Linked DNA regions of Mus musculus: all the other regions are linked to region 3. The links are chromatin loops, found by intact Hi-C in ENCODE. Cell type or tissue: heart. All regions are shown on one strand.

Region 1 (8,000 bases), 65 kb before region 3:
GGCAACTGGAGCTTTTGACTTTTCCCATACTTCCAAAACCTAGAGAGTACACTTTCCCCCTTCAAAAAGCATTTTTAATGCTACAATTACAATGGAAATTTCCACCTTCAGTAGAAGAGCTGCAACCAGAGATGCCACCATCTACAAGCATGGCAGCCGTTCTTTGACACATACCATCTCCTGGACATGTCACAACTTTCATCGCCCTCCTCCCCCAATAACCCACACCCCATTTCATCTGATTAGCCTATGATGGTTTATAGGCCTCATTTTGAGCCATTTTAAAAAATGAATTCTTGTATACATTCAAAATAAAAACACTTCCCCCCTCTTGTTAATGTGTCAGCTTGAACACGACCCCCCAAACCATGAACCTAGAAAGATACCAAGGCAAGGGCGGTCCCAGCTCTCAGCCAGTGTGTCTGTTGCAGAGAGATGGCAGGGATAGCTTAGAAAACATCAGCAGCCATTCTGGGAGGAAGAGCACAGGGTCTGAGAGATGTGTTCCTCCCCATCTCTGAAGGGGCAACCTAAATAAGAGCTCCCTAGGACACCCACCTGTCTTTGTTCAGGCTCCTGATTAGTCAAATCAAGAGTGGCCTTCTGACCACAACTGTGAATTGGAGGATTATTCCCCCAAGTTCCTGAGATAGTATTAACCATTTGTCTTTAGCACTGGTGCAGCAAAAGCCTAAAATGATTTTAAACACCCAAGTCAGAATTTCCTCAGAAACTTCAGGGTCTGAAAGTGCCCAGCGGGTGTGTGCCAGACTCCAAAGCAAAGTAAGTTATTGGTGAGTGCCGCAGGCCACCTGCTCAGGACAACCAACCGGCCCATCACAGCAGAAGGAAGTGACTGGTTTATACGCTGTTACCTTAATGATTAGCAACCGAAGGACACTTTGTCGCGCCCAGATTCTATAGGGGTGAGAGGGCAGGGCTGAGAGGTGGAGTGAGTGGGAGGTCAGGGGTGGGAGGTGGAGTGGATATCAGGCAGGATGCTTCCTTACAGAACACACAAGGCTAGCATATTCACACCCATCAACTGCAGTCCTTTCTTGAGCTGTTTCCTGATATTTTAGCAAAGTATTGCATGAGGTAAAGAAGTACAGCACAAAGAAATGTGAGCCTGAGACAATTAAGCTGAATGGTTTATGGAAGTTTATGGTTATAATGGTTTATTTTACCACAAAAAATAATTTGGGATTTTTAAAAATTCTTTATTCTGTTCCGTGTGTGTGTGTGTGTGTGTGTGTGTGTGTGTGTGTGTGTGTGTGTGCTGCATACAGAGATCATGCCTCATAGAACAGCATTCAGGACCCAGATCTCTCCTCCCTCCTTGTTGAAGCCATCTGCCTCATTTCTGCCATGCTGTGTGTACCAGGCTTGCTGGCCTGGAACCTTGCCAAATAGGCTAAACTATTCAATGGCCAGCAAGCTTCCAGGGCCAGCAAGCCTGTCTCTACCTTCCACCTCACTGTTTCTAGGATTGTAAGTGTCTGGCTTTTTATATGGGTTCTAGGGCTCTGGACGCAGGTCCCTCATATTTACTATATATTTTATTTACCTACTAAGTCATCTCCCCACCCACTTGAGACTTTTCTATTCTTGTTCTGTTATATTGAAGCTGAACTGGAAAATAAAGCCATTATGGCAATCATTTATGAAGAAAATCAATGGAGGATTTTAATCAATGAAACTCTACCCAGAATGCCTTTTATACGTGCCAGCAGGATTGCTCAGTAGAGGAAGACTTGCTGCCAAGCCTGACAGTCTATCTACAGTCCCCCATACTGACACGGTAGGAGAGAGCTGAACCCTGTAGTTGTTCTCTGACCTCCACACCTGCACTGTGGCATAAGCACATGCTCACACCAACGGTAACTAAACGTAATTACAAGTGTTTAAAGGCCTGGCACCAAAATTCAAGCATGGATGCCCTTGCTATGTTAGGTGAGAGTGCTGTGCTGTGTTGGCTTCAGTCTTTCATCTCCTTTACTAACCGCCTCTTTGATTATTCAACCAATCACAGCAGTTAAGGGAGCCTGCACAGATTCCATTCCACCTGGATGGGCCTTAATGGGTACGTAAGTTTCCACCCAGAAGATGTAGAAAGCAATAACCTGGGTGGAGGAACATGGTGCAACAGAGTCACAGAAGCATGAACGGACATGATGTGTTCGGAATTGGTAGGCTATCAACTGGGACAAGGAAACAGGGCGGGTAGGGCACCCGAGGAAGAAATGTCAGACACACTGGTCCCCCATTCCTCCCGGCCTTGAAAATCATTCTAAGACAGTTGGACCAACCCTTCAGTGTCACCAACCACAAACGTTTTCCTTGGGTTGATGTTTTCATGCAAACCCAAGGTTAAGTACAGCCCTGAACTGAAGGAAGAGAGGACCAGTCCCAGGTGGTTTCAACAAGAGTCTGTGCTAAGAGGTGACAACATTCTGACAAATAGTGACTTAAAAAGTAAGTAAATAAATACATAAACAAAATAAATGGAAATGTGAAAAAAAAAGATATAACAGGCATTTTGCAAGTAAAATTGACAGTTGTAAACACAAGGTTTTGTTTGCTTTGAGGAACAGGAAACTCCGGGAGCCTTCACCTAGGCATGTGTCATTTTTAACAGGGACAAATGACGATCAGCTGGCTGTTACATATAGTGTACAGACTGTTACCTTAAGCAGAAAGTGAAAGCAGGACTTAGTGGGAAAATCCCAGACCCTTCTAGTTCTAAGTAAACTGAAAACAGGCAGGAGAACTACGGAAAGCCTGGACTCTCCCAGGATTCAAGGCATGGCCAGACAGAATTGGGACATTGTCTCTGTCATTGTTGTTTTAGCACATTCTCATGCCAATAGAATAGACCGTGTAACCAAAAACTAGAACTCAAAAATCCTTTTCTAATGGGACTAGACACTTTGTACCTATGCCAGCTGCCCTTGCACCTACCAAGACTATTAAATTGAAGTCAGTTAAACTGCACTGGTGAAAGGGGCCAAGATAAGCTTTAATTCTTCCAATTAAAGAAAAATCCTCTGAGATGTTTCCAGCAAAATTCAAGCTTTAAGCTCTGTCAACAGTCCTTAATTCAACACAATCTAAAGAGGTTTACCTACAGGTTATACCTTTCATATCTGTGTAGCTTGACATCAGAGGTGCCCACTATCATTTGGAAACTATGATCTTGTGGGTGGGCCTTGTCTGTGTTGTGCTTAGACCGTAGCAAGAAAAACTGATACATAAGTAATTATGAATGTTCTAGTTTCATTTCTGTTGTTGTGATCATCTAACCTGGGGGGTGGGGTGGGAGGTGGAAGGCCACTTTAAAAAGAAAAAGGTTTATTTCAACTTACAATTCCGGGTTGTGGGAAAGTCAAAGCTAGAACTTCAAATCGCTAGTCATATCACATCCATAGTCACGAGAAGGGAGAAATGAAGACACACTTATTTATTTGTTTGTTTGTGCTCATCTTAAAAGTGGAGACACTTTTAAGCAGTTCATGGCCTAGGTAATGGTGCTGCCCATAGTGGGCTTAATCTCCCTACATCAATTAATTTAAATGACAATCTCTCACAGATGTGCCCACTGGCCAGCTCTATGTAGAGAGCTCACTGAGACTTTCTTTCCCTGTGATTCTAGGTTGTGTCAAACTGAAATTGAAAAGTAACATCCTAAGTAAAAATAAATGTCCCGTGGTGGAAAGAGGTCACAAGTTGCTAAAATGTAACCATTGATGCTTATGAAAGTATTCTCCCACACTTCAGGTTCTCTGTGTCCTTTTTTAATTCATTTCTTTTCTTTTTTTTTTTTTTTTTTTTTTTGATTCTTCTGCCAGGCCCTACCCAATATTGATTGCCTACTGTAGCCTTTGTTAGGCCTTCTGAGACCCTTCTGTTCATTTCTCCCAGGCTGAGGCTGGCTGTCCCTGAGGTCTCAGATGTATACGAAAGATAGATCTGCTTAAGCCTACTCAGGAAGACAGAGCCAATCTGAGTAAAACCCAGCTTAGCTTATATCGGAACTGATCCTTTTGATCGTGGGTGTTGACTTCCCATGAGTGGCTAGGAGGAACATTCCATGGGAAAACCCAACAACAGACAGAATGTCAGCAACACCGGGTCTCTCTCGTGCATCTGGATTTTGGTTTACTGGAGAGTGTTGACCTATTTGCCTGGAGGCAATTCCATCTGGTGTCCTCTGTACTATGATGTCATGGGTTTTCCTGAAAACTCCCTCTGGAAATATCACATTTCAAATCTCATGAGAGGATCCAGGAACTAAAATAAGAGCAACTCCAGTAAGTTCTGGTTCAGAATAAACAGTCTTCTAAAATCTGGCTTCAACCCTGAGTTCAAGATAAATGTAAATATAATTTTTGCCTGAGACCAGGCCCTCAGACCTTCTGACTCTGATGTTCTGTAATCTACATTCACTGGAAACAATAAAAGTAAATGTATTATTTATTTTATTCATTGCTGTGGCAGAATACCTAATAAACACTTCCAGAAAGGAAGGATGTATCATAGCTCGTAGCTTGAGGGTTCAATCCATCATGGTCGGGATAGCATGGGGCCTGGAACTCTAGACAGCTTGCCACAGAGCCCACAGTCAGGAAACAGAGAGATGACTATGTTTGCTCAGCCCCCTGTCTCTGTCTGATTCTCCTGGGACCCCAAATGTAATACAGCCTGCATCAGCATGAGTCTTCTCTCTTCAGTTAAACCTTTCTGGAAACTCTCTCACACACAAGTGCTCGCACACACACACACACACACATACTCACACCTAAAGGTGTTTCTATGATGATTCCAGGCCCAATCAAGTTGACAATGAAGATTAATCAACACAATGAATTAAGAAAAGAATAACTTGTATTAACATCTTTACAGACAATACCTACCTTAATCCTTACTACAACCCGATGAGGGGGTTAGTTGTAACCTCATTTTAGAGATAGAGAATGTAAGACTAAGAGAAGCGAAGTCCCTCGGTGACAGTCACTCTGCTTGCAGAGACATATCTGGAATTAAAACTCAGCTCAAGCGCTGGGCGTGGTGGCGCACGCCTTTAATCCCAGCCCTTGGGAGGCAGAGGCAGGCGGATTTCTGAGTTCGAGGCCAGCCTGGTCTACAAAGTGAGATCCAGTCCAGCCAGGGCTATACAGAGAAACCCTGTCCCGAAAGCAAAAAAACAAACAAACAAAACTCAGCTCAACGTGAAGCAAAAGACCTCAGTACCGGCAAGTGCCTCTGCTGTTGCTGAAATAAAACACTGTAACTAAAAGCAATGGGGAAGGGTTCGGTTGGCTTTCTTACACTGCGCAGGCTAGCTTCATGTCAACTTGACACAAGCTAAAATCATCTGAAGGGAGCCTCAGCTGAGAAAATGACTCCATAAGATAGGGTTGTGGGCAAGCCTGTAGTGCAGTTTCTTAATTAGTGATTGATCGGAGGGAGCCCAGCTCATTGTGGGTGGGGCTACCCCTGGGCAGGTGGTCCTGGGTTCTAAAAGCAAGCACAGGCTGAGCAAGTCGCATGGACTGAGACAGTAAGCAACACACCTTCTCCATGGCCTTTGCATCAACTCCCTCCTCTGGGCTCCTGCTATGACTTTTGTAAGCAAGATAAACCCTTTCCTTGAGCCGGGTGGTAGTGCTGTGTGCCTTTAATCCCAGCAGTTTGTAGACAGAGGCAGGCAGATCTCTATGAGTTCGAGGCCAACCTGGTCTATGGAGCAAGTTTGAGGACAGCCAGGGCTACACAAAAAAATCCTGTCTCAAAAAAACAACAACAAAAATAAATAAATAAGTAAATAAATAAATAAATATTTTGAAAGAAAAATAAAAACCAAAAGCCTTTTCCTCCCCAATTTGCTTTTGGTCATGGTGTTTACCAACAACAAATTTAACACTAACTGCCACACACATCCAGGTCACAAGCCATCACTGAAGGAAGTTGGGGCAGGACCTCAAGCAGGAAGCTTGAAGGCAGAAAGCATGAAGGAAGGCTGATTAATCGCTTGCTATCTCTGCTTCTGCTCAGCTAGCTTTATTATGTAACTCAGGGCCTAGTGCCTAGGCATGATACCATCTACAGTGTGCTGGCCCCTCCTACATTAACTAACAATCAAGAAAATGTCCCCCACAGACACATGTTCCCCAGCCAATCTGATGGAAGCAGTTCCTAACTGAGGCTCCCTCCTTGCAGATGTGTTATGTTGACAGTAAATAAACCAAGCAAGTAGTAAGTCCTCTCCATCCTTTAGAGGCAGGACGTTTCCCACACCCCCACTCTTCTCTATGTGGCTCAGTCTTATCAACCAATAAATTCAGGAACATTTATGTGCACTTGTTCATATGTGTGCATACATGTGCTAGTGTGTGCACATGGAAGCCAGACATGAGGAATGGGTAGGTGTCTTCTTTGATCAGTCTTCACCTTTTTTTTTTTTTTTTTTTTTTGAGACAAGGTCTCTTATTGAACCCGGAGATCACTAATTGGGCTGACTGGTCTGGTCAGTAAATCCTAGGGCTCCTGTATCTCTGCCTCCCTAGCCCTGATGACAGAAATGTCTGGCTTTTTTATGTGGACGCTGGGGATTGAACTTACATTCTCACGCTTGCATGACAAACTCTTGGCTGACTGAGCCCAGTCCCATTTCCAGGTTTAATGATCACATGCTTCCAATGTTATTATCTTCCCTCAAGACTAAGGATGAAGGTGGAACAGAGGGGAACGAAGAGAAGAAGAGGGTAGAAGGCATGCATATGTTTGCTCCTGGGTTTTGTTTCCCCAATCCACCTGACACAGACCCTTAAGAGACAAGCCTTGGCTTTGCCTGCTCATACTACTGTTTTCCAGGAAATAGAAGTCGGCTGACCACATTTTACTGTGTTTGCTTGTTTATAGATCTCTTCAGTATAAGCTCAACGACTGAAATGGTGTCTTATGCGTCTGTAGGTCTCCTATACTCAAAACATTGTCTAGAATAAAGGAATGAGTGAGTGAGCAAATGGATGAGAGTGAATGAATGAATGAGTGAGTGAGGAATGGATGGATGAGTGAGTGAATGAATGGATGAGTGAATGAATGAATGAATGAGTGAATGGATGGATGAGTGAGTGAATGAATGAATGAACAAGTGAATGAATGAATGCACATTTACAGTGCTAACAACAACCTTACAAAACAGTTCCTTCTTAGCTCCATTTTTTTCCTGTTTGTTTCATTGAGTCTTCTAAACAGGTCTCAAATAACGTAAGCTGGCCTCAAACTCACTATATAGCTGTGGATGATCTTCAACTCCTATTCTCCTGCCTCAGTTTCTCCAGGGATGTTATGACTGGCATGCACCATCTCATGTCTGACTTCTTAGCTATTTGGCTGATGAGCAAACCCAGGCTTAAGAAATCAGTCAATGGCTTGCCCATAGTCACACTGGTTGTTCACACGATCTGGAAGTTTCCGATCTAGATTGCCTCCCCAAATTCAACATGACTTTTCAAAGTCGCTCAAGAGAGATTTTCTGAATTGTGCTTTTTATTCCCCATATGAACTTTGCTGTGTCTTGCTATCTGAAGATGATGACTTGCTCAGTCAGAGAAGTATCATAATTTATGTCAGTTCTCAAAGCTGACCCCTGAAAGACATGGAATTAAAGACTGGGATTTTTTTTTTAAGTTAAACTATGTTTTACACTATAAGAGAGAAGGCATAGAAATCTGTGGTTTAAAAGTGGTGTGTGTGTATATATAAAGTTAATAAGAGATGAGAACACTGGTTAGTTTTTTTTTATTGTCAATTTTACTTAGCCTTGAGTCACCTGGGAAGAAACATGCTCAGTGAGGAATTACTGAGCTCAGGTTGGCCTGTAGGAATGTCTCTGGGGTTTTGTCTTGCTTATTAATTAGTGTAGAAATACCCAGCCCACTGTGATTAGCACCATGACCCTAGGCAGCTCCTTGTAACAGTGAAGGAAGCTAGCTGGT
Region 2 (8,000 bases), 99 kb before region 3:
TAAGATATGCAGAGTGAAACTTGGTCTCAAAACAAACAGACAAACCAAAAAGCCCATGCATGGTGTCCACTGTGCAGATTGATCCTTTCAGAGATGGAAAAGGTTGTTCTTAGTGGCCTGGTTTATCAGTAACATAAACTACTTTAGAACATATTTTAGAATTAAAAATATAATTTTAGTTAGGATGATGTTGGATATAGAAATGAAAAGCTATTTCTAATTTAAACAAGTTAATTCTAAGCCAAGGAGTTTTCTAAAACATTGAGGATTTTATGTTGTTGTTCTTGTTGTGCTTTTTTAAAAAGATGATTTGGCTTTAGTGTGGTTGAGTGTTTTGCCAGCATCTATGTGTACCGTATGTGCCTGATACCCTTGGGGTCAAGAAGAGAGCTCAGATCCATTGGTACTGAATGGATAGTTGTGAGCCTCCACGGGTGCTGGGAGTCAAACCCAGGACCTCTGGAAGAGCAGCCACTTAACCACTGAGCCATCTCCCCAGGTCTTACTGTACATTTTAAACCTACACAGGTTTCAGATGTCCTTTCACAAACTAACCTGTTTCAAAGGAATTTCTTGCCATTACTCTTTTGCTCCACTTTCAAAAATAAAAGCAAACATAATAGCTGCAAAGGCTAAGTATGCACTGCCAAGCCGCCCTCCGGGATGACAGCCCAGCGTCTGATGGCACGTTTGTGAAGTCTCTAGAATGAGGCTCCTCAGTCTTGAAGCTTCACAGACCTGCCTCATCTTCTGTTGACTCTGCTTCCTAACTGCAAGTGCGATGTAGCAGTCACCCCATACTAGGGCTTCCATACCTCCTTCTTAAAATGTGAGCCAAGATATGTCAGTTCCACCTTAAGCTGCTTTCTGTCGAGTATCGTATGCATGTGCGCTCCTCTTTCCTGACTATTGCTCTTATTTAATTCCATTAGAAGATTTTCACCTGTAATTATGTGTGGCAATCAAAAGGGTAGAAATCAATATTATAAAGGAATATTCTTTGAAAATAACCCAGATATGTCCAGTGCATCTTACTCCCACCACAGCGCCCAGACCACTCTGTGCTTACCTTCCAACTTCCTGGGAAATTTGTCAATGGGTTTATTCCTATTGGTAAAAGTAGACCTGAAAATTGTCTCTCAGTCATCAGAATCTATGGACACTTAAAAAAAAACTGGTCCACCCCCTGCCCTTCTTGGCTTTGTAGCCTGGTGTCTTTTGCTTTCTCTTAAATGCCCTTTTGTGTCACAGACCTGGCCACAGAGATTTAGCTGTTTACAGGGACCTCTGATTATAAATCCTCATCCTATGCATTCCTGTTGGCCTAGTGACTCTACTTATGAAAAACAGTAATTGTGTATGAGAAGTAAGTATGGCTGAGGCCAATAATTATTCATGCTTGTTTTTATTTAATGTGCGAGGATTCGGGGTGGCTATACAATCCAGATGTGTGAGCTTGCTTTGTAACCCAAGGTGATCTGAAAATGTCAATCTTCCTGCCCCAGCCTCCAGAGTGCTAAAATTACAGGTCCACACCACCAAGCCAACTCATCCCTCCTTTTCTTAATGAAATGAGAAATTATTGGTCCCCAGCTATGTTCCAAATATAGGGAAGAGAAAAGTCAATTGGCAGCATTAAGGCCCTTAGCTGTTTCCTCCCTAGTGGGAGAGATAAACACTTTCACTCACGTTTGTGAGTGAGGTATGCCTAGATTAGAACTGTCTGCAAGAGTGTGACAGACATGCTAGGTCCTCCGAGATACCATCACAGTACACAGAGTTGTTTCTGTGGTTATCAGTAATCTCATGTGATATCTAACAAGGTCAGCAGCAACCTGGAAACGAGCCAGACTCATGAACCAGAACAGCCAGGATAAAGCCCTGGACTCTGAGTTGGGCTGGACAGTTATCAGAGCATCAGATTAAAAGGAGCCACGTGGGCCTTTACGTGAGAACATTCAGAGCCCTTCCCTCTGCCTCTGGTTCTAAACAGGAGTCTACCTACACTGAGCCTGCCTTGGTTTTGACTAGGATGCTCCTGACAAATCCTTTCGGACTCTCTCTCCCCCCACCTCTGAGTGTAGACCATCTGTAGAGTGCTAGAAGTTGGATGTTGCGGCACAGATGGAAACAATCTCTCCAGTTGTGCGAGCAAGTGATGGGAGACACTGTCCAGTCTGTGAATACAAAGGGGGGAGGGGGGAGAAGAAAGGAGGGGGAGGGAGAGAGGGAGGAAGTAGTCAGAACTCAGTACGGAGACACTGCATTAAAAGCCACTGATTTCCTGGTTTGACATCTCGGGATCACAGTTTTGCCTTGTACCAAAGAGCCAGCAAGAGCAAGAGCATCTCCCGCTACTCTTCTGCAGAATTTTAAGTCTTCTTTGCTTCTTTCGATGCAGAAGAGAAGTCAGAACATCCTAGCTGAGGGAATATTGTCGCAAACTTTTATCTCCACATTCTCAGTCCTGCAGTCAGGGTTTCACACACATTAGGTGCAAGGGAAGTGTTGGGGATTTGATTTCTGCTTACATAGGAATTTGCACGTCCACTGCTGGTCCCTGCCAAGGTTGGTTTGTTGACTGGTCAATAAAGAGCCAGCAGACAATGGCTAGGCAGGGGGATAGAGGCGGGACTCTGAGGATTCCCAGAGAGGAACACAGGACAGAGAGAAGGAGAATCCCCAGGGCAGAAGGAAGGAAGAGGGTACAAACATGAGAGCCTTGAGAGCCACGGAAGACAGAGAAGCAGCCATGTAAGAACCACGGGAAAGCAGTCCCGGGCCACTCCCCATTTGGATCTGGGGTAGCAGAGATGCAGGATAGATTTTAGAAAGTAATAACTCAAGAATATCTGAAGTGAGTGTGTTAGCCACAGGGAGGTTCAGGAGTGGCCCAGCCATTGGGCTACTTAAGGCATATTTAAAATATCGCAGCGTGTTTGTTGTCTTTCATTCGTGAATACAGAGCACTCTGGCTGGTCCAGGGGAGCCTCGAGTACCCACCTGGGAGCATGGAGCGGTTTTAATACGAACTGCTACAAGAAGGAAGGAAGAGAAGCAGAAGAGGGGAAGAGGGAGGGAGGGAGGGAGGGAGGGAGGGAGGGAGGGAGGGAGGGAGGGAGGGAAATATATATATATTTCTCTTCTGTATATATACACTGACTGGGTTCATCACTTGAGTCAATGCTAAGATAGACCTGAGAAGAGCATCCCAAGGAAGGAAGGGTTGTTGTGGCTCACAGTTCCAAGGATGCAGTCCACAGTGGGAAAGGACAGCAGCTGTGTGGGGCAGCGGGTCACACATTCTGCATTCAGGAAGCAGAGTGGTGCCTGAGGCTGCTCAGCTCTATTTCTCCTCTGTTCAGTCAGAGACTCCAACCCAGACCATTCAGGGTGGGTTCTACTTCAATTAATATAATCTAGATAGTACTTTACAGACAAACCCAGGTATCTGTTTCCAGAATGATCCTAAATCCCATCAGGTTGAAAATAAAGATTAGCCTTCACACACACACACACACACACACACACACACACACACACGATACACATCACACTACCCACCATACACATCTCACACATACACACATATACCATACACATCACACACACCACACCATACATATCACACACATGCACACACACCATACACATTACACCATATACACCACACACATACCATATACATCACACATACCACACATATACACATACATGCACACACACCATACACATCACACACACTCACGCACATAACTTGAGGCTAGATCACCACTAGAGGGCAGCAGAGGAACGTGACAGAAGATGCTACTGCCGTCGAAAACGTTTTGTGAACCAAAATGAACTGGATTCTCCTGCTTCCTTCCTTCCTTCACCGTGAGCATCCTTCAAGGGAAGCTTGAGGGCAATCTACAAGAGTAATCCCAGCACTCAGGAGGCAGAGGCAGGCGGATTTCTGAGTTCGAGGCCAGCCTGGTTTACAAAGTGAGTTCCAGGACAGCCAGGACTATACAGAGAAACCCTGTCTCAAAAAAAAAAAAGAGAGAGAGAGTAATAGAAAGATGTCTAGCCAAAGGATGGTACGATGCAAGGACAAAATGTCACAATAGAGCCCATTATTACTGTGTACAATTAATAAATACTAGTGAATGGGGTGTATTGTAGGAAATAAAGGGGAAAACCTGCTTGTCATAAAGTGATTCAGAGCCCTGACAGCGAGCCTCTCAGGTCATGTGATCAAGGACTCTCAGTAGACAGGTCTTTGTGGAGCTCTTTGCCCTCCTGAGCTCAGTCTCTTCATCAATGAAAGGATCGTATTGATTGTATTCACTGGGTAAACACTCAGGTCACACAAACAGACCAGTGCAAACCTCCCTGAAACCAGCAAAGAACACTACAGATGACAGTGCAAATACTGTTGCTGACAGAGAGTTTGGGGTCATGGTCTGCTCAGTTCTCTTACAATTCCCCAGGAAGAGCCACAGATAGTAGGTTCTAGAAAGGAGAGAGCTGATGAGCAATGCTTTCAGCACCTAAGAAGATGTTCGCCAACCAGGAGATAGTTGTTGCTGAGTTTCTTAAATGCTCCCGTGCAGAAGACCCATAAACTTACCAACTGAAGTGAGCTTCACTCTTGTCATTTACCAAGTGAGGAGTGGCATTGTCCATGGGTATCTGAGACATGGTCAGTCTCCTGATATGGTACTCACCCTCCCATGTTGTAATGCAAGCTGTCTACTCTCCTATGTCACTTCCTCTTCCTGACACTTGCAAGAGAAGGGGTGGGGGCTGGCTGTTATTTTTCACTACCAGTAATTCCTCTGCAGCCACCTGCTGTGTCGCAAGGTTTCTAGAATCAACCAACACACCATGACGTCTTCCCCCTAAGATCAGGGAGTGAAGAAGACAGAGAGTAGACTGTAGCTAACTGCGTAGGGCACTAAAAGGGGGTCATGTTGTAAATTAAGGAAAGCCAGGGCAGAAGGATTTGGGTGTTTTGGTGAGAAAATTTAGGAAGAGAGTTATGAGGGACATCTCCATGTGGTCACTAACTCAGCTCAGATCTAATGCAGCGATCCAACCCCGGTTCCTTCTGCTGGCCTAATAACTTCAACGCTGCTTTTTCTCTCCAGTCTCATGTGCACCTCACGAGATGTGCGCTCAAATTTGTTTCCACATACTAGCGGCAGAAAAAAGAACACAAAACTCTAGCACTTACTTCTCCCTCCATCTCTACTCGGTATGGTCCCCTCTGTGTCAGACATTTTTCACAGTGACAATTTGATTGGACCTAGAGTTTTTAAGTTCAGATGCAGGTACCCTAAATTCAGTTGCCTCCGTGGCTGGAATGACCACATCCCCGCTCTACCTAGAACACTCTTTGCTCATGAGTTTGGGGAAGTAACCAAACCAGCCCACCAGACCATGCTAAACAAACAACCCAAGGGAAGGGCCAGGCTTCCTGGAAGGCTAAAGGGCTTGCACTGATGCCCGCCTTTAATCGCGTTTGAGCCATTTAAACCACATGATGGCAAGCTTCCGCTGCCCCTCCCCTACAGCCCAGCCTCCCGCTTTTTCTCTTGCTGTGCTTCCTCATCTCATGACGCTGGCAAACCTTCAGGCTGCTTATTCAACCTGTCGCAAGACACTCTCTGTGCCAAAGAAAAAGAAAGAGAATGAAGGGGCCCTGTGCTGGCTCCAGGGCACTGGCTGCCAGGCTAGCCCAGGATGATGCAGCCCAAGGCCCCATCAATAGCTGGAGGCAAGCAACACAAACGAGCCTTCTGATTCAAAGTCTGCACCTAAGGAAAAAAAAAAAAAGAAGGAGCTAATTCTTAATGTCATGATCCTGTGCATCCATAGCCGAAGCCCATAGCCACTCACGTTCATACGATTACTCAAACAGATATTTGTTGAGGGCCTACTATGTGTAAGACACTACGCAAACAATCCTTTACTTGTATGGACCATGTAGAATACATAATGACTCTTATGACTCAGCAAGAAAATAACAAAAGCCCGAGCTAAAAATGGAGGAATTGAATAGATTTTTTTTTCTCTAAAATCTGGACAAATAGCTAGTAACAATACGAAAAGATGTTCAATATCATTAGCTGCTACACTGTGAATAATACTATTGTAAAAATTGTGCAATGTGTCTTTTAAAAAATAGTCTGGCAATTAAAGATTTTTTTAAAAAAAAACTGTACACTCACCCTCTTCCTGCTGCCTTCAGATCACGATGTAGAACTCTCAGCTCCTTCTCCAGGACCATGCCTGCCTGCTGACATGCTTCCCACAATGACAATGGACCAAACCTCTGAATCGTAAGCCAGCCCTCAATTAAATATTTTCCTTTATAAGAAAAAAATAAATAAACTTACCACATGAGCTAACCATTACTCTTACAGTTGTGTACTCAAGAGAAACGAAGACACGTGCACATAAGAAGGCCTGTACAAAGCTTCTTTGAAACTTCATTCAGTGTAGCCAAAAAGGAGCAACATCAGAGGCGATCAACCGACAGGCAGAAGGGGTGTGCCCATATAATAGAATACTACTCAACAGTTAAAAGGAACAAAGTGGCTAATACGAGGTGCAATAGTAGTAAGTCTCAGAAACACTAACCTACATAGGCGAAGAAGGCACAAAAGAGTACACAGAATAGAATCCCATTTACATAGAAAGTCCAATACAAGCAAATCTAATGAGACAAGAAATAGGTTATCGATTTCAAGCTCAGAGCATAAGGAAAACTGAGTGCTAACGGGCACAAACCCTTTGTGAGGGGTGATCAGAATGTCCTGAAGTCAGCTTGTGGTGATAACTACACAACTCTGATAATATGTAGAACAATAAAGTGTGGACTTTAAAATGGCTGTTTTGTGAGATTTATATCTCAATAAAACTTGTTTATAAAACCATATCACCTCCTTGCTGAAAGGTTCCTGCAGCCTCCAGAACAATGCCGCCTGTTGCTGCTGCTGTTCGTTACCCATCAAGATAGAAAGTAAGTCATGACTGCTGAGCCATGTGCTTTAGTTTTAGGACTTGGTGAGATGAGGCTAGGACTAAGCAGAAAGGTTTCCTTCCTATTGGCTGGCCTTACTCTGCTGTGAACCCCATATACTCCAATACATGTACAGTCATGGAATGACTATCATGGAATCATCTACTTCTTTTGGCTGGATTTAAGGCTCTCAGGATGTTTTAATATCTACTGAGCTTCCTTTTGAGCTAGGAGTTCTTAGCATGTAAGGATCACATTGTATCTTATTGGTTAAAAAGAAAAAAAGAAAGGAAAACCACTAGAGAGTTCTGTTATGCCTTTTGTGACAGCCTAAAACTGTGGGATGCAGGTATGTTCTGAAGACAAGGATAGCATAATGCATTGAGAGATAGTCTCCTCGAGGTGAATAATAGCAAAATCTAGAGTAGCTGTCCTAACACATAGAAGATCTTCAAGAAATATTCACGGAAACAATTAGAATCAGTGGACAGCATTCAACAACAAAATCACAACTGGTCAAAATATTCACATCTATATCACATGTACCAGTAGCATCCCAAGTCTTAGGGACCATCATGGAAGAAAAGATCAAAAGATTATAGGAGCCAGAGCCTGGGGAAGACAAGAGCTGACCAGTGTATTATGGACAAAACAGGACAGCTACACTCATGAGTTCATAGCTACTGTGGTTGTCTCCACATAACCAAGCCAGTCAACATTCTGATACAGAGCTGGGGGGAGGGGTGCTCAAGAACTACCACCCTTAGCTCAGGAGACACTGATGGTCGGAGAATTCTCAGGGAGATGATTCATTTAGGAAGAAAGAAAGAAAGAAAGAAAGAAAGAAAGAAAGAAAGAAAGAAAGAAAGAAGGAAGGAAGGAAGGAAGGAAGGAAGGAAGGAAGGAAGGAAGGAAGGAAGGAAGGAAGGAAGGAAGGAAGGGAGAAGGAAATAAGGGAAGGAAAGAGAGAGGGGAAGAAAGGAAGATAGGA
Region 3 (8,000 bases):
AAAGAAAAAAGAAAAAAGAAAAGGAGAGAGAAAGTGAAAAAGAAATGGTAGCTGTTCACATAGACATGAATACAAAATCCAAATACACATAAATATAGGCTTTATAGTGGTGTATATACCTTCATTTAAAAGGGGAAAGTACTTAAGGATAAAATCAACAGGGGCTAGGGAGATGACTCAGTGCTTGCTGAGCACAAAAAGATCTGAGTTCCCATCCCAACATCCACATCAAAACCTGCTGTGGTAGCTTTGCACTTCTGTAACCCCAGCTGTGGAGGTGCATCCTGCCTCAAGAATTCAGACGGAGAACAACTGAGGAAGACTCACGATGTCAACGTCAGGCATAGCACCGTGCTCACCCACACATACGTGTGTGTGCCCACACATGGGCAACACCACACAAAATCAAAATAAGTACATACTAAAAAATTAAGAATAAAAAAGTTATCAGTTACCCTATTGTTACCATCTTGATATGATGTATACAGATTAGTGATCCACTAATAGCAATAGTAACAGAAATTAATTATCGATGGCTAACGCCAGACTGCATTGAGACTTCACATGCTAACTCCTTTAATTCACACCCCGGCCCTGGAACGGGAGTTTTGCTACTCACTTTCCTTTGACTGGTGAGGAACTTTCCAGAACATGCCTGTCTTGGTTCTCCCAGATAAAGTCAGGTCTTGGGTTCAAATCTGTCCAATTTATGAAACTGATTTTAGCCCTGGCATTTTACCATGCCCTGCAATGGTGTCTTGCATCCACTTACTCAAACCTCTCCTCCATAGCTTTGTGAAAACTCTAGGCTAAGCACTTAGAGGTCAGAAATGCTCTCTGCCCTCAGCAAGCCTTTGGTCTGCAGGTCAATAGCGGCATTATCTTTTAAATTGCCAGGTAGATAACAATTTTATTCATAATTAGCTTCAAACTGGAGTCCACCCAAATGTCCCTCGGAGTGAAGAGATTAAAATAAACTGGCATATGTTAGGGGATACCTCCTACCCACCAGCTTAAAAAACAACAACAAATACACGCAGCAACTTGGATGAATCTCAGAAGGAAACCTACTCTTGCTCTGTTCTCCTATGGTGCCATACCGTGTAGTATGAAACATTGTAGCGCTATGGAGCAAGTGGCGGCTGCCAGGAGCTGGGGAGAGAGGAGGCACAGCCTCTGGGAGGATTGATGAGTGAGTCTAACAGGGATATGGAAACTCTGGGCTTTGATCTGAGAGTTGCTGGGAAAATCTCTCCATGGTAAAGCTGCATAGAACTACGCATGGGTACACCAGAACACATAGAGAGTACATATAAAACAAGGTCAGTCTCCTAGTTGCAGGGGATCTTTGCTTTCCTCTGGCCTGTGGATACTACATATATGTAGGGAGATGGGGGGGGGGAGCAGGGAGAAAGAGAGAGACAGAGAAAGACAGAGAGAGAGGAAGGGGGAAGGGGGAGAGAGAGACAGAGAGAGACAGAAAGACAGAGAATGAATAATAAACAACCTGGGGGCTAGAGCGATGGCTGAGTGGTTAAGAGCACTGACTCTTCTTCCAGAGGACTCTGGTTCAAATCCCAGCCCCCACATGATAGCTCACAACTGTCTGTAATGCAGAATCTGACCCCCTCACACAGATATACATGCAGGCAGAACACCAATGTACATTTGAGAAGTAGAAAATAAACAACCTAAAGTTATACTTTAAATTAATAATAATTATGCTGGTAGTCTTATCTATAAGAGGCTATTTAGCCCTGCCAATCTGCAGGTTCTCAGCTAAGGCTGCTGCTCTGAAAGAGCCAAGCTTTCATCAGCAGAAGTCAAGTGAGATGCTCATAGGTGATGTGTGCACTTAACTGTTACTGTCCTACTAGACTCTCAAATATCCGTGCCTACACATGAAATGTTTCCCCAGTGCAATCTGGGGCCTACATACATGTGAGGCTGTGTGATCTTCTACATCACCATCCTGGGGGGTTAGGTGTTTGTTTTGGTCTTGATTGGGGGTGGGGCGGTGTTGATAGTTAGACTAGCAGCTCACTTATGCTAAGCACTCATGTTTAGTACTCATTGCCTTAAACTTTTTGTAGACCTTGTAAACTTTTTGTGTCCTTGAGCTCCAGCCAAGATTAAAGGCACACACCACCACACCTTGCCAGCCCTTGGTTTTTGGGACAAATCTCATTACCTTATCTCAGACTGCCTTGGAACTTGGCATTGTCGCCCTTGCTGGCCTCAAAAGCTCAATCCACTCACCCCTGCCTCTGCAGTGCTGGGTTAGAGGCGGACACCATTATGACCAGATTGAGATTGTCAACCATTTGTCCATTTGTCGCTTAAAGTGTAGCACTTTTATTAAATATACCTTTTCTAAGTTATGCCTTAGCTATACTTCCAACCCATGCATGCAAATAAATAGCAACCCCTCCCCTCCCCGTGCTAGTCATTCATTTGCTGTGTTTGTTTGTTTGTTTGTTTGTGGCCTTTTGCAGCCCTGGCTGGCTTGGAACTTGTTAGGTGGAACAAGCTGGCCTTGATTGAACTCACAGAGATCTGCCTACCTCTGTCTCCCAAGTGCTGCGATTATAAATTTGCACCCCACTGTTGCCATTTGTGGGGTTATTTAAATAACATGCCACTCACAATCCTGATCAAAAGGCCAACACTTCTAAAAGCAAAGGTAACCCTTGGCCAGAGACGTTCTCTAAGTGATCAAACATTTCTCTATTTCTGGTCCTGTTCTTTCTCACTGGGCAACTGTCACTGGGTACTTCTCTGGGTTGAGAAATTGAAGTTTCATTTCTTCAAAGGACAGGATTCTCCCATGTACATACAAAAAATATTTCCCTGTATGCTGATATAATCCCTCCATTCAAAGCACAGGATCCAAACTAAAGCTTCCTTCCCATTCCTCCCTATCCATAGGCACTCTAAGAGACCACATGAGGAACTGGGGGGAGGGGGGAGGGGGAGGTTGCTGTGTGGCTGCTGCATTCAAAGATGAGCTCATGGGAACACTCCCAGAGACCAGCACTTGGGTGACCCTGTGCGAGCAGAGCCCAGCTGATCTGAGTCACTGACTGGGTGATCCATCACAAGGCATAGGATGGGGTTCCTGTGAGGGATCAGCAGCAACTTCCTGTCTGTAGTCAATCCAGGAAGGCTTGGCTGAGTCATGCAGCTGGCTGAATCAACTGCTTCTCACTGCCCGCCCTCTCACTCCTCCTTCTCTGAGTCACAGGCAAGCTCTGCAGAGAATTCAGGAGCGGCAGGACCAAGGTCTTGTTGCTGTAACAACAGAGAACGCAGAGGAGAGGGTGGTGACAGCAAGACGCAGTTCTAGCTAGCAGAAGGCCCCTAAAGCCCCAGATGAAAGGTTAGAAGGCCCTAGGCAAAACAAGACAAACAAACAAGTGAAAACAAACAAACAAACAAAAATGGCACCAGCCTCTCAGAGGAACCCAGAAAGACTAATGACCAGTCTCAAAAGTCTCTTAGATATCATGCAGTTTAGAATGAGATAGAATTCTGTTTGCTTTCACGAACCTATGGCCTGTGCTTATGTGCTTGTAATTATGAACATAGGCAGCATTCATTAGCCCCAGGTGTGCCTGTCACTTACAAGACCCTAACATGCTCAGGTGTCGCTATGTTGGGGTCACTTGCCCTCTGCTTTGCTCTGAAGTTATGGTTATTGTTAAATCTTGCTGCATCCTCTTGTTTAATGCATTACTAAAGTAGCACCACCTGCCTACCAGCAAATGTCTGTGTATGTTTGGGATCATCCTTTTCAACAGATGTCCTTCCCTTCTTAATCTTGCATATAATCCATTATCCTTTATACATCTCTCCTTTTTCTTTTGTATGTGTATGTTTATGCATGCATGTATACATGCAAGCTCTTGTGTGTATATGCATGTGTGTGTGTGTGAGAGAGAGAGAGAGAGAGAGAGAGAGAGAGAGAGAGAGAGAAAGAGAGAGAGAGAGAACCACTACTCCCAGCTTTTAAAAATACGGGCTCTAGGGCTCAACCTCAGGCTTTCAAGCTTTCATTGCAAGCACACTCTGGCTTAGCTCTCTCCCTACTCCTATGTTATTTATTTAAGTCCAAGGTCAGATGTTTGCAGCACCGCTTCCTTTTCCAACTGTGAGGAAGGATCTAGTCCCGGCTTCTGATCCTGGCTGGTAGATCCTGGTCTCCTGTTTGTGTCTCTTCACATTATCACAAGTTTCTTGGTTGTCTTTGTTTGTTTTAATGATTTGTTTCTAATTTCTCTCTGTAGGGAGGGTCAGCAGAAAACATAGCTCTCTGCTTTTACCATATGAGTTTTGGAGACCAAACTCAGGATTTAGGCTTGGGGGCAAGTAAGTACTTATATCTGCTAAAAATATTTGTTTCTTTATTCTTTTGTATGCTTTGTATGTGCATGCACATATGTGTATCTGGGTGCACACACATGTATAACTCGAAAGTTAAAAGAGGGTACAGAGTGCCCTGTTCTAGCTCTCTCTGCCTTATTCCATTACACTCTGTCTTTCATTTAACCAGGAAGTAGACTGGTGGCCAACAAGCTCCAGCCGTTCTTCCATCTCCTCTTCACCCCCTTGCTGGGTTACACACATATTCCCTGCATCTATGTTTTCATTTCATGTTGTTTTAAAGACACAGCCACATAGGGTTAAGGCTCAACTTAATGACTACAATTTGCATACCTTTACAAAGATCCCCATCGCCAAATAAGGTCACCTTTGGGTTTGATCCCAAAGTGCCACCCACAGGCTCATCTTTCAAACCTTTGTTCTCCAGTGGGCTGCAGGGTATTGCAAAGCCATGCAACCTTCATTGGGTGGGAACTGACTGGTGGATGTAGGTCCCACTGTAATTCCAACCTAGCTCCCCTTCTGTTTGCCCTTCTGCTGCCATGTGAACAACCCTCTACTCCCTGCTCTCACCACCAGAGATGGAGCCTGTGTGTCTTGCCTTCTGCCATGATGGACTGAAATCCCTCCGGAAGTGTGAGACAAAATGAGCTTTGCCCTATTGTTCCTGTTAGGTACTGTAGTCACAATGGCATGTAATGGCATACAGCCCATGTGGTGTATGCTTTACATCCTAGCACTCAGAAGGCAGAGGCAGCTGAATCTCTGTGAGTTTGAGCCCTGCCAGGTCTACAGAGCAAGTTCCAGAGTAGCCAGGGCTACATAGATAAATCCTATCTCAGGGGGGTGGGGGGGGGGGGGAGTTATACAATAACTTTTCCAAGTTCTAGCAGCTTGAATTCCAATGCATCTTTTATGAGAGGAAACAATTCATCCTGTAATGTACTCTAATCTGTTCTCCATCATCTCCTCACAGACAGCCTCAAGCTGGAGGAGGATGATAGAACGGCCTGTATCCTGCAGGGCTCAGGATTGGAAGTGCTTTATAAACAGAAAACGGCCTCAGACTTGTCAATTATGTGGTGGCAGGAATGCTTTAGAGAGCAGAGAATGGGTCCCCATGCACAGACATTCCCAGAAGCCTATAAGGCTAGGTCAGATGGGAACACAGACTTTTTACCACAGGAAACCAGGCCTTGGCCTCAGGAAAGGATCAGGGAAAAACTTCTGGTCCCCGTTTTAAATATTAGCTCTGTTGGCAGCTGCTCAGTCTGCCTTCTTAGTGCGTGCGTGCGTGCGTGCGTGCGTGCGTGCGTGCGTGCATGTGTGTGTGTGTGTGTGTATGTGTTGGGATAGTGCATGCGCGTGTGCTAAGTGCACTTGCGTGTGTGTGTTTGTGAATATGCCTGTGGAGACCAGAGAACAATCTTAGTCGTCTGTAGTGGTCTGAGAAAGAGTGGCCTCCTTAGGCTCATGTATATGATTTGGACAAGTAGCACTACTTGAGGAGGACTAGATGTGACCTTTGTGAAGGATGTGTGTCACTGGATGGTGAGCTTTGGGGTTTCAAAAGCCCAAGCAGGCCCAGTCTCTCTCTCTCTCTCTCTCTCTCTCTCTCTCTCTCTCTCTCTCTCTCTCTCTCTCCCGCCCCCCCCCCCCCTGCCGCCTGCAGATCCAGATGTAGACCTCTCAGCTACTTCTCCAGCACCATGTCTGCCTGCATGCCTCCACATTTCCTGCCATGGTGATAATGAACTAAACCTCTGAACTGTCAATAAGCCCAAAGTAAACGTCTCTTCTATAAGAGCTGTTGATTGTGGTGTCTCTTCACAGCAACATAACACTGACTAAGACAATGTCAGTCCTCAGGAAATTTCCATCTTGTTTCTTGACACAGGCTGTCTTGGTGGTCTGGAGCTCATCTGTTAGGCAAGGCTGGCTGGCCTGAGAGCCTCGGGGACCTTCCTGTCACGACCTCCCAGCACTGGGATTACAAGTGTGTGTCGCCTTTGTAAGTGGGCTCTGGAGACGAATCTCAGTTTCTTAGGTTCTGCTGCAAGCACTTTACCAACTGAGGGAACTTCCTAGCCCTCATTATTACAGCCATTATAGTCATCTATACTTTACATATAAGTTGGCAGGAACAGGGACATCATAAACCTAACAGTGGTCACATGCGCGTGTGCGCACGCGAGCACACACACACACACCCACACACACCCACACACACCCACCCACACACACACACACACACACACACACACACACGAAGCCTGCATTCTTTTCTTTCCTTACTCCATTGAAGATCTATGAATGCATTAAGAAGATGAACACATTTTCTTATTCTGTATTTTACGGAGATTCTGTCTGATCAAACTTGACCTCAGGCTTAGTCTCCAGATCTGAAATTCCATCTTCTCCACATGACCTGCTGCTCACTAAAGAACTGATATGAAATCTTTCCACACAGCCAGAGGCATGCACAAGCTACGGAACAAGTCAGGCGGAAAGGAACCCAAGCAGAGAGCTCTGCAGTCCAAGCAGACCTATGTCCAGACAGGCTGGGAGCCACACATCTGATGTGTTCTTTGGGGCAGAATTAACCTCGGTATTCCAATATAATGGTGAGCTGGTCATAATGACAGCTTCCACCAGAGAGCCAAAGTAAGGGAGAGGAGAAAGGCATTTCTACAGATCTCAAAGCGACTCAAAGAACACTTATCTCAGCACCTGCCTCTACTGACCAGTCACCAAACCAGGGCTCTTCATGGTACACTGACCTCTGGGATTCATAGCTTCACATCTGTCTTCTAGGCTGGATCACAACCTATATGAGGCCAGGGGCTCTTGTCTATGCTGTATGTTCAGTTCTACAGAGTCCTACCTGTTACAGAGACGAGTAGATAAACCCTACATAAAAATAAATAAATTCCTGCCCCCCACTTCTTCCACACCCACCTCTGTGATAGTTTCCTTTTATAATCCCTTCCTCTCCCTTAAACGTTCCACAATGCACTTGAACTTAACTTTAAGTATATACATGCATGTCTCAAGTGTGGGAGCAGAGAACACACACAGGCCTTCTAGACAGCCATAGGCCACACCGATGAGCCACACCCACTCCTCACTCACTAGAGAAGGCCCTGGGGCTATTTGGAGCGACCTTTATTGAATATTTTTTTTAATTAAAGGTTTTCTATTCAGTGACTTATTTAGTGTGAACAATAACCTCATTGAGATAGTCTGGGCATAGGGAGCTGAACATCTTGTTCAAGGTCACACAGTTAGAGGGGACTGAACCAGAAGTCCACTCAATGATATCTCAATGAAATATTGTGTTCAAACAGCTCATTGTCCTACCTGCTTGGAAAAGGCTTTGAAAGAGATCTTGGCTCCCCCGTCCTTCCTCAAGCACAGCAACCACACTATTCACCCACCCTGCTATTCAGCAGCCACATCTGACGTCTGACTTCTCACCTCTTGGCTTCCACTGCTCCCAGAACGCTGCCTTCAGAGTCTTTCAGTGGCCAAAGGAACACAAGCTCTGCTGACTACAGATCACCCGAAGCACCAGGAAATAAATGCACATGCATACTTTTCCAGCCCTCCACCTCACC

Evidence for each region. Hi-C counts contacts between places; a loop is a spot of excess contacts. Peaks named below come from ENCODE experiments on the same cell type or tissue, not always from the same donor. Only the 100,000 strongest peaks of a DNase experiment are listed, where the experiment ranks them.
Region 1: it touches region 3 in a loop (4-fold over the local background); 7 of 42 quality-filtered maps call a loop at or near these places.
Region 2: a loop joins it to region 3, with 2.6 times the contacts of the local background. A loop is called at or near these places in 11 of 42 quality-filtered maps.

The regions. Positions count from the first base shown.
Region 1 is chr2:11,361,407-11,369,406 of GRCm38, forward strand. The region is part of intron 1 of 8030442B05Rik (RIKEN cDNA 8030442B05 gene); the gene reads right to left. Among named protein-coding and RNA genes, the nearest start is that of Gm13291, 20 kb to the right of the region's middle. In heart, no CTCF peak of the experiment used is centred here; a DNase peak (open chromatin) is centred at 4,135.
Region 2 is chr2:11,327,907-11,335,906 of GRCm38, forward strand. No RefSeq gene overlaps it. Among named protein-coding and RNA genes, the nearest start is that of Gm13293, 7.6 kb to the right of the region's middle. In heart, a CTCF peak has its summit at 3,770 (motif pointing right); a DNase peak (open chromatin) is centred at 5,555; H3K27ac peaks cover 283 bases.
Region 3 is chr2:11,426,656-11,434,655 of GRCm38, forward strand. All of the region lies in intron 2 of Gm31990 (a long non-coding RNA gene), which reads right to left. Among named protein-coding and RNA genes, the nearest start is that of Gm31990, 17 kb to the right of the region's middle. In heart, no CTCF peak of the experiment used is centred here; a DNase peak (open chromatin) is centred at 3,156; H3K27ac peaks cover 3,652 bases.